Linked DNA regions of Homo sapiens: region 2 is linked to region 1. A link is an interaction called in ENCODE POLR2A ChIA-PET data of the cell type or tissue named here. Cell type or tissue: OCI-LY7. All regions are shown on one strand. Each heading gives the region's core, and the rest is flanking DNA. Links, peaks and the distances in the headings are about the cores only.

The links. ChIA-PET counts read pairs that join two places held together with the same protein. Peaks named below come from ENCODE experiments on the same cell type or tissue, not always from the same donor. Only the 100,000 strongest peaks of a DNase experiment are listed, where the experiment ranks them.
Region 2: POLR2A ChIA-PET joins it to region 1 with 8 read pairs; 6 of 35 experiments call an interaction of 5 or more read pairs at or near these places.

Annotation. Positions count from the first base shown.
Region 1 is chr21:36,370,312-36,375,688 of GRCh38, reverse strand. It overlaps MORC3 (MORC family CW-type zinc finger 3), which reads right to left. Exons shown (of 17, transcript NM_015358.3): 16 at 3,158-3,315; 17 at 1-546. The coding sequence ends at 393. Among named protein-coding and RNA genes, the nearest start is that of CHAF1B, 12 kb to the left of the region's middle. In OCI-LY7, for the core only: no CTCF peak of the experiment used is centred there; no DNase peak of the experiment used is centred there.
Region 2 is chr21:36,174,012-36,179,388 of GRCh38, reverse strand. All of the region lies in intron 2 of DOP1B (DOP1 leucine zipper like protein B), which reads right to left. Among named protein-coding and RNA genes, the nearest start is that of DOP1B, 20 kb to the right of the region's middle. In OCI-LY7, for the core only: no CTCF peak of the experiment used is centred there; a DNase peak (open chromatin) is centred at 3,398.

The DNA.
Region 1 (5,377 bases), core at 301-5,300:
ATGGCATAGCCCTCGACTTAGAGAAAAATACACTTTGGGGAACCAGAAAAAATTGCACAAAGCTTAGGGGCAACCTGAAAAGCTCTTGGTGAAAAACACTTGAGTACTCTAGGGCAATAAAAAAATATGTGCAGGCTTAATTACAAATATTTACATTCAAAACAGAGTCATGAGTTAGCTTCAGCTGCTCAATGCCAACAATTCACAGGTATTTCAAAACATAAGATAATGTGTCCACAATATTTGTGACCACATTTGAATGCATAGAATACAGTAAAGATTATGGTTTTCAGTCTGTTGCCTATCATATCTATAAAACAAAATTAATTATATTTTGAAAGCTGTACAACCAAAAGAATTGAGCAAATATTTTATCTTACATAACATATACTTTAAGTACTACTGATTTCACTCATTTGTTCAACAACTTGTCCTAAAATCTCATCAACTACATCAACATCGTAATTCACTTGCTGAAGATCAAGATCAGGCACAATCATAGCCAGCAGTTGTCCTACGTTAACTCGAAGAGATCGGAGTTTGAGGCTGCAAATACAAATATGTAACTTATTAGATGAGCATTACAAGTTAAGATTCATGTAGACCTTAAAAAGTAAAATATCAAAATCAAATCTCCGTAGAATAATATACAATTAAACAAAAGGAAAAGCAAAACCTCCCCTAGAGAACTCAATTTACTTTAATAATTCACTTTTATGAGTCAGGTGCACTTGCCCATGCCTGTATTCCCAGCATTTGTGAAGCCGAGGAGGGAGATCGCTGGAGCCCAGGAGTTCGAGACCAGCCTGGCCAACATGGTGAAACCCTGACTCTACTAAAAACACAAAATATTAGCCGGGCTTGGTGACGACACCTGTAGTCTCAGCTTCTCAAGAGGGTGAGGTGGGGGATCACCTGAGCCCAGGAGGTCAAGGCTGCAGTGAGCTGCGATGGCACCACTGCTCTCCAGGGTTCACGCAATTCTCCCACCTCAGCCTCCTGAGTAGCTGGAAGCACAGGCCCACACCACCATGCCCGGTTAATTTTTATTATTATTATTTGTAGCAATGGGGTTTCACTATATTGCCCAGGCTGGTCTCAAACTCCTGGGCTCAATCAAGCATTCTGCCCACCTCAGAGTGCTGGGATTACAGGCATGAACCACCATGCTTAGCCAGAATTATCTAAAACATGTTCTATAAGATATCCATAGTTGTGTAAGAGGTAATAAAAGGTTCTGTGGTCAAATAAGCTTGCAAAACATTGTGTTAAACAATGTTAAAGCAGCTTTTTTTTTACGCCGGGCACAGAGGTTCACGCCTGTAATCCCAGCACTTTGGGAGGCTGAGGCGGGCAGATCGCCTGAGGTCAGGAGTTCAAGACCAGCCTGATCAACATGGTGAAACCCCGTCTCTCCCTAAAAATACAAAATGTAGCTGGGCGTGGTGGCGCACACCTATAGTCCCAGCTACTGGTGAGGCTGAGGCAGGAGAATTGCTTGAACCTGGGAGGCAGAGGTTGCAGTGAGCCGAGATTATGCAACTGTACTCCAGCCTGGGCATCAGATCAAGACTCTGTCTCCAAAAAAATAATAATAATAATAATTGTAGGACTGCTCTGATCCTATTACATGCTTAAGTTACCGTGCATTTACAGAGAACAATGGTTTGCTGAAAACACTGGGAAACCATAGATTAAGATAATTATGCCTTCCAAGTTTATGAATATCAACATTCTAGACTTTTTAAAAAATGCCCAAAAGTATTTAAGCAATAAACACCTAAACTGTAAGGCAGCTTTTGCTTCAAATATTATGGCAAACACATAAAATGAGTGTTACAGTTGTTCTTGTTCCCTACCCCACTACAATATAATAAGTCCATATTTAATTTAGATACTGATTTTTCTCGAGTGGAAATCTATGAAGGGATCAAGATGTTCTTCCTTAGTCTGATAATGCGGAGAATGTGATTTTGAGCATGTTTTTTTGTGAGCTTTTATGGTAAGAGTCCACTAGACCTTTGATAATACTTTAATCGTTCCCATACCAGCTTTTTTTTTTTTTGAGACGGAGTTTTGCTCTTGTTGCCAAGGCCACAGCGTGATGGCGCGATCTTGGCTCACTGCAACCTCCTTCTCCCAGGTTCAAGCGATTCTCCTGCCTCAGCCTCCCAAGTAGCTGGGGTTACAGGTGTGCACCACCATGCCAAGCTAATTTTGTATTTTTAGTAGAGACGGGGTTTCACCATGTTGGTCAGGCTGGTCTCGAACTCCTGACCTCAAGTGATCCACCCATCTTGGCCTCCCAAAGTGCTGGGATTACAAGCATGAGGCACCACGCTTGGTTTTAAGACAGAGTCTTGCTCTGTCACCCAGGCTGGAGTGCAGTGGCGCAATCTCGGCTCACTGCAACCTCCACCTCCTAGGTTCAAGCGATTCTCCTGCCTGAGCCTCCCGAGTAGCTGGGACTACAGGCGCCTGCCACCACGCCCGGCTAATTTTTGTACTTTTAGTAGAGACAGGGTTTCACCATGTTGGCCAGGCTGGTCTTGAACTCCTGACCTCAGGTGATCCGCCCAACTCAGCCTCCCAAAGTGCTAGAATTATAGGTGTGAGCCACCACGCCTGGCCTATCTACTTGTTTTAATAGGACTTCTTCCTAATATCATCTGTACTATGGCAATTTTTAATAATTTTGCAATTTCCTAAAAGATTAGAGTGAGCATACAGTGAAATAAGGACAGCAAGCCATAAAGACATGGTACCAAGTACGACAATAAAAGAAAAACAGGTTGAAGGAGTGAGTTTCAGTAAAAGTCTCCTGTCTTCTACTCATGGCCAAATTCCCCCTATTCTTCAATATCTTGTCCATTTTTATTTTCCTTCAAAAAGCATTCTAAAACCACTCTGACCAATCAAATGCTTTATCCCTTCTAAATTCCTATTCCACTTAAATAGAACCTAAAGGGTCAGAAACTGGAAAGGAAGGATAATGAAGTGTCACTTCTTTTTTATCTATCATAACACCAGGGTCACAGCAGACCATCAATAACTTCTTTTGACAGAACAGTATCTATTTGATGGGTGCTAGCAGATAAAAATAAATAGTATCCTAACCATAATTGCAGCCCCACAAAAACGCCTCATTTAATATTACCTTTCTCCATCCATATGATTTACAGACTCCTCAATGTTACTTGATGTTGAAACATCTGTTGCCGTCTGTTGATTTGTAGATTTTAACTGTTCTACTTCAGTTTTGAGTTCTTCACACTGTGAACGGATTTGTGACTTTTCCATTTCCAGCAATTCAACCTAACAAAAATATAAATGAGCTTTATAACTGTAAAACTTAAAAATACTAATGGCAAAGTGAAATTTCAAGCTAATATAGAGAACCTGCTTGATAACATTATCAACTATCAAAAAACAAATACACAAAGAAAAACCAGTAGTTTTCTATAAACAAGGCTTCATTCGTTTACAGCTTCACTTCTACATCTTTTTACACTGAGAGAATACAACATATTACCACTTGATTTAAAAAAAAAAGTGGTACCTAGAAAATGAAAAACCAGCCGGGCATGGTGGCTCACGCCTATAATCCCAGCACTTTGGGAGGCTGAGGTGGGCAGATCACCTGAGATCAGGAGTTTAAGACCAGCCTGACCAAAATGGAGAAACCCCATCTCTACAAAAAATACAAAATTAGCTGGGTGTGATGGCAGCCGCCTGTAATCTCAGCTACTCGGGAGGCTGAGGCAGGAGAACTGCTTGAACCCAGGAGGTGGAGGTTGCGGTGAGCTGAGATCACGCCATTGCACTCCAGCCTGGGCAACAAGAGCGAAGTTCCATCTCAAAAAAAAAAAAAAACAAAACAAAACAAAACAGAAAAACCAAGATACTAATGCCTAAATTATGTTAATGTCACAGTGGTTTTTATTTCTTGCATACTCATCAGCTTATAATTAAGTTACAATAATGAGTTTATGCTTTTTATAAACAGATGGTCCCTGACTTACAACGGTTTGACTTTATGATTTTCCAGCTTTATGATGGTGTGAAAGTTATATGCATTCTATAGAAACCACACTTTGCATACCAATACAATCATTCTGTTTTTCATTTTCAGCACAGATTCAATACATTACATGAAATACTCAGTATGTTGTAATAAACCAGACTTTGTGTTAGATGATTTTGCCCAAATGTAGGCTAACACAAGTGTTCTGAGCACTTTAAGGCAGGTTAGGCTAGGCTAAGATTTTGGGAGGTTGGCTGTAATTAAATGAATGTTGGAGTTAATGCTGTTTCCAACCTATGATGGGTTTTTCAGGACTGACACCATCATAAGTTGAGGAGCATCTGTATTTTGTCATTCAACTCCTGAGCCAAGACATCAAGATTAGTGTTTGCATGAGTAGCAAATATTCCCAAGGAAGAGACAGCACAGCACCACACCATGGTTCCCAAACTCTTTTTAGCAGGAAAATCCTTTCAAAGGCCTCACACACAAAAATGTATAAAATAGATTAAAAGGAGCTACCTGAATTTGAAGTAGGGGCATATGAAGAAGCTACTGATATTTATCATTTGTCTCTTGGTATTTATCGTTTTTCTCCTTCTTTCTCAGTAGAAGAACCCATGCATAAAGACTGCATTTCCCAGGCACCCTTTAGCCAGATGACTCAGTTCTGATAGTCAGAACACAAGCAACTCAGGCCAGGCATGGGGGCTCACGCCTGTAATTCCAACACTTTGGGAGGCCAAGATGGGTGGATCACTTGATGTCAGGAGTTTGAGATCAGCCTGGCCAATGTGGTGAAACCCTGTCTCTAATAAAAAGACAAAAATTAGCCGGGCATGGTGGCATGTGCTGTAATCTCAGCTACTCGGGACGCTGAGGCAGGAGAATCGCTTGAACTCGGGAGGTGGAGGTTGCAGTGAGCCGAGATTGGGCCACTGCACTCACTCCAGCCTGGGCAACAGAGCGAAATTCTGTCTCAAGAAGAAGAAGAAAAAAAAAAAAAAAAAAAAAAAAAAAAAAAATATATATATATATATATATATATATATGTATGTATGTATATTAATCAAAGATTTTAAAAGGGATAAGTCAGTTTCTCTCAGGAATCTTGAAAGACATAATCTAGAAAAATGAATGACTCCATAACTAAAGGATTAACTATACTTAAAAGCAGAATTGATGCCCAAAAAAGAACATAATTAACTGTATTAATGAGGTATTAAGTTAATATTGGTATTCTGAACAGGACATTTACCATACCTGGCTACCCCTAATATTTTTCAGGAATGCACATCTCAAGACATTGGAAGAACCAAAAATGCCCCTACACAATTCCATATGCCTCCAGGA
Region 2 (5,377 bases), core at 311-5,310, 200 kb after region 1:
ATGACCAAAGTGAAAAAGACTGACCATACCAAGTGTTGAAGAGGATGGGGGAGAACTGGAGCTTTCATACACTGCAGCTGGGAATGTAAAATGATACAACCACTTTGGCAAACAGTTTGGCAGCTTCTTAAAAAATTAAACATATACCTACTGGAAGCAACCCAAATGTCCACTAATGGGAAATGGATAAAGAAATTGTATATATCCATGGACTCTTACTCAGCAGTAAAAAAGAAGGAAACTTTGATGTACACAACAGCCTGAATGACTCTCGAAGTAGCTTTGCTGAGTGAAAGAAGCCAGACCAGAAAAGGAGAGAGACGGCACATACTGTGGGATTCCATTTATATAAACTTTCAGAAAATGCAAACAAATCTATGGTGACAGAAAACAGATCAGTGGTTGTCTGGGGACAAGGGAGGGAGGGAGACGACAAAAGGACAGGAGGAAACTTCTGGGGGTGACAGATCCATGCTCATTGTCTTGATTGTGGTGATGGTTTCACAGGGATAAACGTTATGTCAAAACTCTTTAAATTATACACTTCTAAATGCTTGCAGTTTATTGTATGCCCAATAAAGTTGGAAAGAAATTTAAAAGGAAAAGACTATTTTTAAAAGATAGGTAAATGGGAATGCCTGTATGTGACTCAAATACAAGCTTGAATGTTGGTATTCCTGTTCAAACAGTTGCTTTTTTTCTGAAAAATACAAGTTTAACTTAGTTCCTTCTGTATTAGTTGGCCCAGGCTGCCATAACAAAATACCACAGAGTGGGCGGCTTAAACAACAGAAATTTACTTCTCCCAGTTCTGTAGGTTGGGAGTCCGCAATCAAGGTGCCAGCAGTTTCAGCTCTCTTCCTGGCTTGCAGACAGCCATCTCCTCACTGTGTCCTCACATGGTGGGAGGTGGGAGGAAGTCTGTCTCTTCCTCTTCCTTTTTTTTTTTTTCTTAAGAGACTCCTGGACTCAAGCAAACCTCCCACCTCAGCCTCCCAAGTAGCTGAGACTACAGGTGCATGCTACCACACCAGGCTAATTTTGTTTGTTCGTTTGTTTTTGTAGAGATGGGGTTTCCCCATGTTGTCCAGGCTGGTCTCAAACTCCTGGGCTCAAGTGATCCACCTGCCTTAGCCTCCCAAAGTCCTGAGAGTACAAGTGTGAGCCACTGTGCCTGCCCTCCTCCTATTCTTATAAGGCCACAGTCCTATTAAATTAGGGTCTCATCCTCATGACCTCATTTAACCTAAACCATCTGCCAAAGATCCTACCTTGATATACAGCTACACTGGGGTTAAGACTTCAGCATATGAGTTTGAGGGGAGAAGGAGAAACACAATTCAGTCCACAGCACCTTCCACACCAAGGCGTGACATGGAGTTTCTAGCTCCTAACTTTCTTGGGAGAATTTATATAGTGTAGGTGGGTCACAAACCCTTTCCCTTATCTATAAACTCAATTCTGTTAGATTGCTGGATATTTTAGTCTATTTTCTGTTGCTTATAACAGAATACCTGAAACTGGGTCATTTATAAAGAAAATAAATTTACTTTTTACAGTTACAGAGGCCAAGCTCAAGGGGCTGCATCTGGTGAGGGCCTTCTTGCTGGTGGAGACTCTCTGCAGAGTCCCGAAGTGGTGTGGGATATCACATGGCAAGGAGGCCGAGCATGCTAATGCTAGCTCAGGCCTCTCTTCCTCTTCTTATTTAGCTACCAGTTCCTCACCCAGGATAACCTATCAATGCATTAATCCATACGTCGAGTAACTCATTTATGAGAACAGAGCCCTCATGGTCTGGTCACCTTTTAAAGGCCCCCCCAACCCCAATATTGTCAAATTGGGGTTAAGTTTCAGCATGGACTTTGGAAGAGCCATTCAAATCACAGCACTGGAGGAATAATTCATCTCTAAATCTGGACTACCTCCAGCCCCACAGCAGACCTGAAAGGAAGAATGGCAAAAATATTCCTTCACTCAAACACAAAGTAAATAGACTATCCTGGCTACAAATTATCGAAAAGCATATCAGACTCTTTTCAGCAAAGAGAAATGCTCTTTTCAAAAAGACCATCTCGATCTTACAGTGTGAGTGGCCCTCACTGAGGCTGCTGTGAAGCCTGGGGTAGCAGTGCTCTTGAACACCCTCAGCTCCTTCAGATAACCTGGGGTAAGGGGTGAAGCTGCAACATCATCAGAGCCCCAGCATGGCACCCACAACAGAACGACAGCAAAGGATTCAGCAGCCTTTGCCACACCTTAGAAATGGGAGTTAGGACTGGGCACGGTGGCTCACGCCTGTAATCCCAGCACTTTGGGAGGTCGAGGCAGGCGGATCACCTGAGGTCAGGAGTTCAAGACCAGTCTGGCGAAACCCTGTCTCTACAAAAAATACAAAAAAAATTAGCCAGGTGTGGTGGCGCATGCCTGTGATCCCAGCTACTCAGGAGCCTGGGGCAGGAGAATCACTTGAACCTGGGAGGTGGAGGTTGTAGTGAGCCAAGATTGGGTCACTGCACTCCAGCCTGGGTGACAGAGTGAGACTCTGTCTCAAAAAAGAAAAGAAAGGGGAGGGGAGGGAAAAAAACGGGAGTTGGATCTGCATCTTCTAAATACTGGTGCCAAGAGCATCAGGACACTGCCAGAGACAAATGGATGCTGGGCTGGCCCCTCTCCTGCAGAGGTACAGGATCTAGTTTAACGTGAAGCCAGTCAAGAATTCCCATCAACAGCATCCTTTCCATTTGGTGTCTTCTCAGAAGGCAATTCAGGCCCTTATCATTCCACGATGACCCTGGCCCTGCACTTACCTGGCCACCTCCACCCTCACGGTCATAGCCACAGAGGTCATCAGAACAAAGGTTGCTAGAAAATGGCTAAAATCATAGCCCCAAATTTAGGTGTCACGCTCTAACAGAGGATGCCCTACAAGTGAGATGCTGAGATGAAACCAGGCACCCTGCAGGCTGAAAGATGCAGCTCATACACAAGGAGGCTGGCAGGGCTCGTAGCCTTGTTCTAGGCACTGAGCATGCAGGGTCTGGCCAGCAGGGATAAGGAGTGCAGAGTCAACTGTGGCAGCAGCACCAAGGCTCCAGTGGGGGAGGAAGGCTGAAAGGGCCACCCCCAGCAGACATGTAGGATACCCCCACAATGCAGTGCCCCATAAATAAGCTGGTGCAGAGCTCTTGGCATGCGGTGGAGGGGGCACAAATCACCTGGAACGCTTTCCTGACTCAGCAGTTCTGGGTGCTTAACTGTATCACCACACACACACACACACACACACACGCACACACACCCCAAAGTCGAAGCTCCTCACTGGGCTCCTGGATCAAGAACAAGACTAAAGAAATCACACTTCCTCTGTTCCTCCACAAGGTGTGTGATAAAAGACCATCTGGGCTTCTACCAGAGATCAGCTTTGTAAACAGGTGACAGGTGGAGAGACAGCCTGCACCTCCTCATCACATTCTGTCATGGCTGAACTGTATCCCTCTCAAACTCCTATGGCAAAGCCCTTCCTGACCTCCACCTGAGACTGGGACTGTATTTAGAGACAGGTTCTTTTTCTTTTTCTTTTCTTTCTTTTTTTTGAGACAGAGTCTCACTCTGTTGCCCAGGCTAGAGAACAGCAGTGCCATCTTGGTTCATTGCATCCTCCACCTTCTGGGTTCAAGTGATTCTCCTGCCTCAGCCTCCTGAGTAGCTGGGATTACAGGCATGCGCCACCATACCCAGCTCGTTTTTATATTTTCAATAGAAACAGGATTTCACCATGTTGGCCAGGCTGGTCTTGAACTCCTGACCTCAAGTGATCCACCCATCTTGGCCTCCCATAGGCCAAGGGATTACAAGCATGAGCCACCATACCCGGCCGGAGACAGGATTTTTAAATAGGTAATCAAAGTAGAATGAAGCAGTTAGGGTGAGCCCTAATGCAGTCTGACTGGTGTCCTTGTAAGAAGAGGAAATCTGGGCCAGGCGTGGTGGCTCACGCCTGTAATCCCAGCACTTTGGGAGGCCGAGGCGGGCGGATCACTTAAGGTCAGGAGTTCGAGACCAGCCTGGCCAACATGGTGAAACCACATCTCTACTAAAAATACAAAAATTAGCTGGCTGTGGTGGCAGGCACCTGTAATCCCAGCTACTTTGGAGGCTGAGGCAGAAGAATCGCTTGAATCTGGGAGGTGAAGGTTGCAGTGAGCCAAGATCGTGCTACTGCACTCCAGCCTGGGCAACAAAGTGAGACTCCATCTCAAAAAAAAAAAAGAAGAAGAAGAAGAAATCTGGATACAGATACACCCAGAGGGATGATCCTGTGAGGACCCAGGGAGAAGACACCATCTCCAAGCCAGGCAGCGAGGCCTCAGAAGAACCAACCCTGCCGACACGTTGATATTGGACTTCTGGCTTCCAGAACTGTGAAACAAAACAATCTGTTGTTTAATCCACTCTGCCAGTGGTATTTTGTTATGGCAGCCCTAGCAGACTAACACAGACTCCAGGCTGAAGAGGATTTATGTGAACTAATACTAGTCAACAGGGAAGAGGAGTTGATTCAGGCAGGGGTAAAAAATCAGGATCCCGGCCAGGCACGGTGGCTCACGCCTATAATTCCAGCACTTTGTGAGGATCACTCGAGCTCAGGAATTTGAGACCTGCCTGGGCAACATAGTGAAACCCTGTCTCTATGAAAAGAAAATACAAAAATTAGCCAGGCATGGTAGCGCACACATGCCTGTAGTCTCAGCTACTTGGGAGGCTGAGGCAGGAGGATGGCCTGAGCCCAGGAGGCAGAGGTTGCAGTAAACTGAGATCATGCCATTGCACTCCAGCCTCAAAAAAAGAAGAAGGATTCTGTTGGACTCACCCAAGTTTTTATTAATTTATTTATTATTTTGGTTTTTGGTTACCCAGGCTGGAGTGCTGGAGTGCAGTGGTGCAATCTCGGCTCACTGCAACCTCCGCCACCCAGGTTCCAGAAATTCTCTTGCCTCAGTCTCCCAAGTAGCTGGGATTACAGGTGCCTGCCATCACGCCCGGCTAATTTTTGCATTTTTAGTAGAGACGGGGTTTCGCCATGTCAGCAAGGCTGGTCTCAAACTCCTGACCTCAAGTAATCCACCCACCTTGGCCTCCCAAAGTGCTGGGACTACACACGTGAGCCACCACGCCTGGCCTCTCACCAAGTTTTTAGGTAAAGAGTTCTTGCAGCCGATCTGTAAAGGGCTGGAGTAGTTCACTAGGTCTCCAAGCTCCAACCCGTGTTCTTCCCACCACACTGCAGCACTAATTCTGAAACACACCATCAGGAGGCTCTGCTTTAAACAGGAGGTGCTTGTAGCTAACTGATGAAGACTCCGGAAGCTGAACT